2 separate regions of the Homo sapiens genome follow, and region 1 is linked to region 2. Evidence: chromatin contacts called from ENCODE Hi-C or POLR2A ChIA-PET data. All regions are on one chromosome and are shown on one strand. Each heading gives the region's core, a stretch centred on a gene start or an enhancer-like site at or near the end of the contact. The rest is flanking DNA. Distances are from core to core; before and after follow the strand shown. Region 1 has its middle 12 kb from the start of SNORA69. Region 2 has its middle 26 kb from the start of SLC25A5-AS1.

Evidence for each region. Hi-C counts contacts between places; a loop is a spot of excess contacts on that map. ChIA-PET counts read pairs that join two places held with the same protein, here RNA polymerase II (POLR2A). Pooled maps may share reads with other maps.
Region 1: a map of GM12878 shows a loop between it and region 2 (2.7-fold over the local background). The contact joins two enhancer-like sites. A Hi-C loop is called at or near these places in 1 of 168 maps with a recorded cell type or tissue (GM12878), 1 of 37 single-sample maps with no recorded cell type and 6 of 50 pooled maps. POLR2A ChIA-PET finds 5 or more read pairs at or near these places in 3 of 52 experiments (GM12878, activated CD4-positive, alpha-beta T cell and activated T-cell).

What each region holds. Positions count from the first base shown.
Region 1 is chrX:119,774,133-119,777,625 of GRCh38, forward strand. No RefSeq gene overlaps it. Among named protein-coding and RNA genes, the nearest start is that of SNORA69, 12 kb to the right of the region's middle. Within about 2 kb of position 1,544, at least 2 of the 41 ENCODE cell types and tissues checked have a DNase peak (open chromatin) inside an H3K27ac peak, as active enhancers do.
Region 2 is chrX:119,493,335-119,496,685 of GRCh38, forward strand. No RefSeq gene overlaps it. Among named protein-coding and RNA genes, the nearest start is that of SLC25A5-AS1, 26 kb to the left of the region's middle. Within about 2 kb of position 1,362, at least 5 of the 41 ENCODE cell types and tissues checked have a DNase peak (open chromatin) inside an H3K27ac peak, as active enhancers do.

The sequences.
Region 1 (3,493 bases), core at 294-2,793, 280 kb after region 2:
CAACCTCCCCCTCCCGGGTTCAAGCGATTCTCCTGCCTCAGCCTCCCGAGTAGCTGGGATTACAGGCGCCTACCACCATGCCCAGCTAATTTTTGTATTTTTAGTAGAGACGGGGTTTCACCATGTTGGCCAGGCTGGTCTCAAACTCCTGACCTCGTGATTTGCCTGCCTCGGCCTCCCAAAGTGCTGGGATTATAGGCATGAGTCACCGTGCCCGGCCAGGAGAGGGGTTTTATTTTGGCTTGGGAGGCACAGCTTGTTTGTGTAATGACACAAAGGACTCAAAAGAAAAGGAGAAGTAGGAAGACAGAGGAGTCAACACGAATAGTCAATGGATCAAAGCTCCCAAGAGGTGGGAAGGGATAAGGCAGAGCATAGGACTAGGAATTTGTCTCACAGAGGAGGAGACTCTGGAGTCAGACAGTCTGATTAGAGCTTAGTTCTACCACCTTCTAGCTGTGAGACCCTGGGTAAGTCACTCACTCTCCCTGAGTCTTACTTTCCTTGACTATAATACAATGGAATTGGCCAGGACTGGTGGCTCATGCCTGTAATCCCAGCACTTTGGGAAGCCAAGGCGGGTGGATCACAAGGTCAGGAGTTCAAGACCAGCCTGGCCAAGATGGTGAAACCCCGTCTCTACTAAAAATACAAAAATTAGCCAGGCATGGTGGCAGGTGCCTGTAATCCCAGCTACTCGGGAGGCTGAGGCAGAGAATTGCTTGAACCCAGGAGGCAGAGGTTACAGTGAGCCGAGATCGCACCACTGCACTCCAGCCTGGGTGACAGAGTGAGACTCCGTCTCAAGGGGGAAAAAAAAGGAATTATGAGTACCTGCCTCATAAATTTGGGCTGATCATTAAAGGAGATAATGCATGTAATATGCTTACCATTGTGTCTTGCACATAGGAACATTGCATAAATGGTAGCTGTTATTATTATAACAGGAGTGCAGGAGGAAAAAGAGGGCGCACATACAGGTGAGTTCACAGGTTTGGTTGCAGGAAGTTAAACACATTCTGTTTTTTCTTTTCTTTTTCTTTCTTTCCTTTCCTTTTTTTTTTCTTTTTTTTTTTTTGAGACAGAGTATTGCTCTGTCACCCAGGCTGCAGTGCAGTGGCAGGATCTTAGCTCACTGCAACCTCCGCTTCCTAGGTTCAAGTGATTCTCTTGCCTCAGCCTCCTGAATAGCTGGGATTACGGGCATGTGCCACCAAGCCCAGCTAATTTTTGTGTTTTTAGTAGAGACGGGGTTTCACCATATTGGCCAGGCTGGTCTTGAACTCCTGACCTCAGGTGATCTGCCTGCCTCAGCCTCCCAAAGTGCTGGGATTACTGGCATGATCCACCACGCCCAGCCTACTAACCTCGATGATTTCTTAAACCCAAACCTGATAGGCCACTGTCTACTTTTGAACTCTTTAATGTTTCTCTTGGCCTCAGGATAGAATTGAAGCTCTCACTTAAGACTTAGAGGCTCCTCGTGATCTGGCGTCTGCTTACCTCTCCAGCCTCATTCCTATTCACTACTTCCTGTTCGCATCCTCTTTCTTCACCCACGAATACATCCCCTTTCTACACTCCTGCCATGCAGTAACTTTCAGTTCCCGATCTCCCAGCTTTCTCTTGACTGGGCCTTTTCACAGTCTGTTTCCTCTGCATAGGACATGAACGTTCCACCCGGCAGCCTCAGCCGCAAAACCTAGCTCCTCGTGGGCCTCCAGGGCTCAGTTTGCTCTTCCTCAGTCCCTCCCGTGTTCGGTACAGGTTCCCAAGACCCTAGTGCCTTCCTTGCCGCAGCACTCTGCACTAGGAGCTGTGTCGGCACTGTCATCTGCCTCCATGTAGGCTGGGAGTCCAAGAAGATGTGGGCCTGTGGTTGTGGTTCACTGCTGCAGCTCAGCACCCAGCACAGATACAACACTATGTATCTGCCTCATAGTCTGAAACGGGTGTTTGAGAATGAACAAGTGGGAGTTGGAGGCAGCTGACCTTGAATTTAGATCCACAGGCTTTCTGATTTAACTAATAGTTGTGTTTTTTGTATTCATTTGCCTTCAGTTCCCATGCCCTTCTTCCTTTGGAGAGCCCCGTGGAAACAATTTTTCTTTTTTCTTTCATTTTTTGAAACAGAGTTTCACTTTGTCACCAGGCTGGAGTGCGGTGGCGCGATCTCAGCTTACTGCAACCTCTATTTCCTGGGTTGAAGCGATTCTCCTGCCTCAGCCTCCCAAGTAGCTGGGATTACAGGTGCCTGCCACCATGCCTGGCTAAGTTTTATAATTTTAGCAGAGATGGGGTTTCACCATGTTGACCAGGCTGGTCTCCAACTCCTGACCTCAAGCGATCCACCCGCCTCAGTCTCCCAAAGTGCTGGGATTACAGGCCTGAGCCACCATGCCCGGCCTGGAAACAGTTTTTCTAATGAACACCATGTTAGATGTACATTAGACAGTTACAAATGTGGCATTATAGGTTCATGATTTTAGAGGTTAGCGATCAAGTCCAATTTCCTCATTTCAAATGGAAGAAAACAGGTCCCCAAAGCTGTGGTGGCTTGTTAGTGGCAGGCTAGTTGTAGCTGTAAAACTGGGACTAAGCCTCAGATTTCTTGATACCAGTGCTCTTTCTCCTTTCCCATACCATGCTGTGATGGATTAAAGATGACCATAAGTCCTTTGATACTCTTCCCATTGAGAGGTGGCCTCTATCACACTTTCCCTTGAATCTGGATGGGTTCTGGAACTGCTTAGACCAAAAAAATACAGGAAAAGGGATAACCCAGTCTGGGTGGGACCAGCTACGTAATTTGTGGAGCCCAAACTGAAAATGTGAGACCCCTTTTAAGAAATTAAGAATTTCAAGAAAGACTGGGCGTGGTGGCTCACGCTTGTAATCCCAGCACTTTGGGAGGCCGAGGCCGGTGGATCACTTGAGGTCAGGAGTTTGAGACCAGTCTGGCCAACATGTTGAAACCCTGTCTCTACTAAAAGTACACAAAATTAGCCGGACATGGTGGTATGCATCTGTAATCCCGGCTACTCGGGAGGCTGAGGCAGGAGAATCGCTTGAACCCAGGAGGTGGAGGTTGCAGTGAGCCGAGATCACGCCATAGCTCTCCAGCCTGGGCAACACAACAAGGCTCCATCTCAGAAAAAAAAAAAAAAGGGATTTCAAGATAGCAAAATCAGAGCATCAAGCTAAGCACAGAGCCCTGTGCAACTGCACGACCACCCCCAGGAAGCTGGTCCCGGTGCCAGTTTTAGGGCCCAGGTCTTAAGAGACTGGCAGCTTCCAGTTCCTGTCTCTTGGAACACATGATCAGGCCAGTCATCACATAAGCAGTCATCTACCCAAGACCATCATGCCGTGAGAAGGCCAAGCCACATAAAGCGGCCCTGTAGGATGAGATGCCATGTAAGGAGAGGGAGAGGAAGGCCAAGCAGCACTAAGGCACCCAGCAGGTGAGTGGAAAAGGCATCTTGGAAGCGAA
Region 2 (3,351 bases), core at 112-2,611:
CTCCATTGTTGTCAATAACTCTAGCACTGTGAACATGCTTTTGTGAGCTGATGCTGCTATTTACTTCTCTATTTACACATTTACGTATTTGTGTCTCCCTGATACCACATTTATCTTTTGAATGGGTAATATATTGGTAATATATCCTCGGATACCAAATTGACAAGGTATAAAGGGTTTACAGTAACAAGTTAGTTTCCCTCCCACCCCTGTTCCCTCGCCACCCACAGGTAATCTCCATGACCACATTCTGGTGTTACCTTCCAGAGATAAGCTATGCCTATCCAGGCATCTATTATTTTAGGTGGTAGCATTCTTACTCATATTTGTATCCCAGTGCGTAGAGGAGTGCCAAACAAAAGTATGCTGTCAAAAAAAGCTTGTTGGTTGCATGTTTGTTGCTCCAGATTTGTTGCCCTCATCCCAGCCATGGGTGCCTGAACTCTCTAGTTGAAATTTTCATGAGCTTATCAAAATTTTACCTGGGGCCAAGCGCGGTGGCTCATGCCTCTAATCCCAGCACTTTGGGAGGCCGAGGCAGGCGGATCACGAGGTCAGGAGTTCGAGACTAGCCTGGCCAACATGGTGAAACCTCGTCTCTACTAAAATTACAAAAAAAATTAGCTGGGCGTTGTGGCGGGTGCCTGTAATCCCAGCTACTTGAGAGGCTGAGGCAAGGAGAATCGCTTGAAGCTGGGAGGCAGAGGTTACAGTGAGCTGAGATTGCGCCATTGCACTCCAGCCCAGGCAAGAGTGTGAGACTCCGTCTCAAAAAAAAAAAAAAAATTTTTTTTTTTTTTTTTTTACCTGTTTGGACTTGCAGCTCTGGCTTTATTTTCTCCAGACTGAAATTTACAAAGAAGCTACTGGGGCCTTGCCTAATATAAACAAGTTATTCTCCTTCACAATAGAACTCTAAAGAGCACCCTGATGCATGAATTTTCTTCCCTGCTCTGTTCAGTGTAAAACAGAAGCTTAGCCCCAGCTCCTCTTTGTTAGGTGACTGTTCCCTGAGGCAAGGGTTAAAGAGACTTTGATGCTGCTCATCTTAGGGGAGTCTCTAAGCATACTCATCTCAGAATTCTGGCTCAGGAAATAAAATGCAGGAGTTTCCACTGCAGTATTCCTCAGTCCTTGACAGAGCTGGGTTTTCCAGAAGCATCCAGACAGCAGTGCCACCTTCATATTCTCTCATATTCTCTCTCTCTCTCTCTCTCTCACACACACACACACACACACATTTTTTTTCTCCCTGATGTGGCTAGGGGACAGGCTGGACTCCTGCACTTGATCCATATAAAAGAACCTAAGGAAGAAAGAAAAAGGGAGGAGTAAGAGGGCCACTCCCTGTCCTGTTCTATGATCACGAGGCTTGTAAACTCAAGGAGGCAGCAGGGCAGAGTGCCGAAGCAAACAGAGGCTGCCTGGGCTGGAATCCTGACTCTGCCATTTATCGCCTGTGTGACTTTGAAACCACCTTTGCAAAATTATAACTGAGGAAGTTATGATAGTGAAAGAAAACAGACCTAACCGATTCCATCTTGCTTCTAACCTTTAAGCTGTCCTTGTTCATTCCTGGGCATAGGCCGAACTCTCCATTGCAATTCCCCTGTCTTGATAAATCGTCTCTATCTAGGCAGTGAGCAAGGTGAACCCACTGGGTGGTTACAACTTTGGACAAGTTATTTAACCTCTGTCTGCTTCCATTTCTTCCACCGTAAAATGGGGATAACTGTACCTACTTTAAAAGACTTGTTATGAGGATTCAGTGAGTTAACAGATTGCAATGCATTTAGAACGGTGCCTGGGCATGTGGTAAGTGCAATATACATGCTATTTATTTATTTATTGTTTTTATTTTATTTTATTTTTGAGACGGAGTCTCACTCTGTGGCCCAGGGTGGAGTGCAATGGCGCGATCTCGGCTCACTGCAACCTCTACCTCCTGGGTTCAAGCAATTCTCCTGCCTCACCCCCCAAGTAGCTGGGACTACAGGTGCCCACCACCATGCCCAGCTAATTTTTGCATTTTTAGTAGGCACAGGGTTTCACCATGTTGGCCAAGCTGACCTCAAACTCCTGACCTCAGGTGATCTACCTGTCTTGGCCCCCTAAATTGCTGGGATTACAGGCGTGAGCCACTGCACCCCGCCTATACATGCTTTTTAAACAAAAAGAAAAACGTCCATGTCAGTGGTTCCCGTGTTCGATGCATGTCCCTCTATTCCCTGGCTGTAAGTTTCAAGGTTTTCACTTACCGATCTTGGGCCCTTTGGTGCATTTTTTTTCCTATTGGGAAAAAGCTAAATGTTGTGTTGTATGGTGCATTTCTTACACAGAAAGGAAAAACTAAAAAATAGCCTGTATCTAGGCTAAAATTCCTGTATAGAGGCAAGATTGTGTCATCTAAAGTTCTTACTACATTGACTTTTTCCTGATGCTGTTCTTGGGGCCCCCACTCTGCCTCTAGAGGGCTGGTAAGAGTCCACAGGAGAGCTTCCCAAGCCAGTGCCTTTTAGGAAGAGTTGCTGTGGCTACTGAGCTGATCAAAGGTCTCAGCCTCCACAAAGAAGCATGTGCTGCTGTGGCAATGGGCCTGAGGGTACGGGGGCCCCAGGGTTGCAGGGCAAGACAACAATCCGGAATCCAGCTGTTGTCTCGGCCATCATCTGAGGTCATCCTGCCAGATTGGCAGGCTGTGCCCTAGACCACAGAGGTAGCCCCTGCTCTTCAAAGGGCTGGATTGTCAGCCCAGCCCCTCCTAGGCCTTCTCTTCAGGCTTCTTCTTTCTACATTATCCCAACACAAACAGCTTGACTTCCAAGTGACATTGCACCAGAAAGACTTCCAAAGTCAGCTCACCTATCCTAGGGATCTAGCCCGGCCAGGGGCTCCTATGAGGGATTCCATAGGAGGAGTCAGAGACTGTCATCTAGGAAGGCTTCAGAGCTTCAGGATAGGTCCTGGGCAACCCTTGATCGCCCTCAGAGACTCACTCAGGTTTTGGCGTCCCTCGGTTACAGAAACCCTCATGACCCTAATCACATTGCAACTGCATTTCCTTCCTGTGCCTCGGGCTCAGTCAGGGTTGGGCCCAGGTGTGCCAGAACAGCAGGCGTTCAAAAAGCACATCGCTTGCTTCTCAGATCTTGCTCACAAACAGTTTTGTGCAGTTCTATGGAAAGGAAAAAAAAAAAGTGTACCCTTAACAACCAATATACACATACAGACTCATTCAGTGAACATTTGTTGAGTGTCTGTTATGAACAAGGTCCTGTACCAAGTACCAAGGGGAGGGGAAGAGGATGCAAAGTTGACTTAAGCATAGTCCTTTCCCTTAAGGACTTTGTC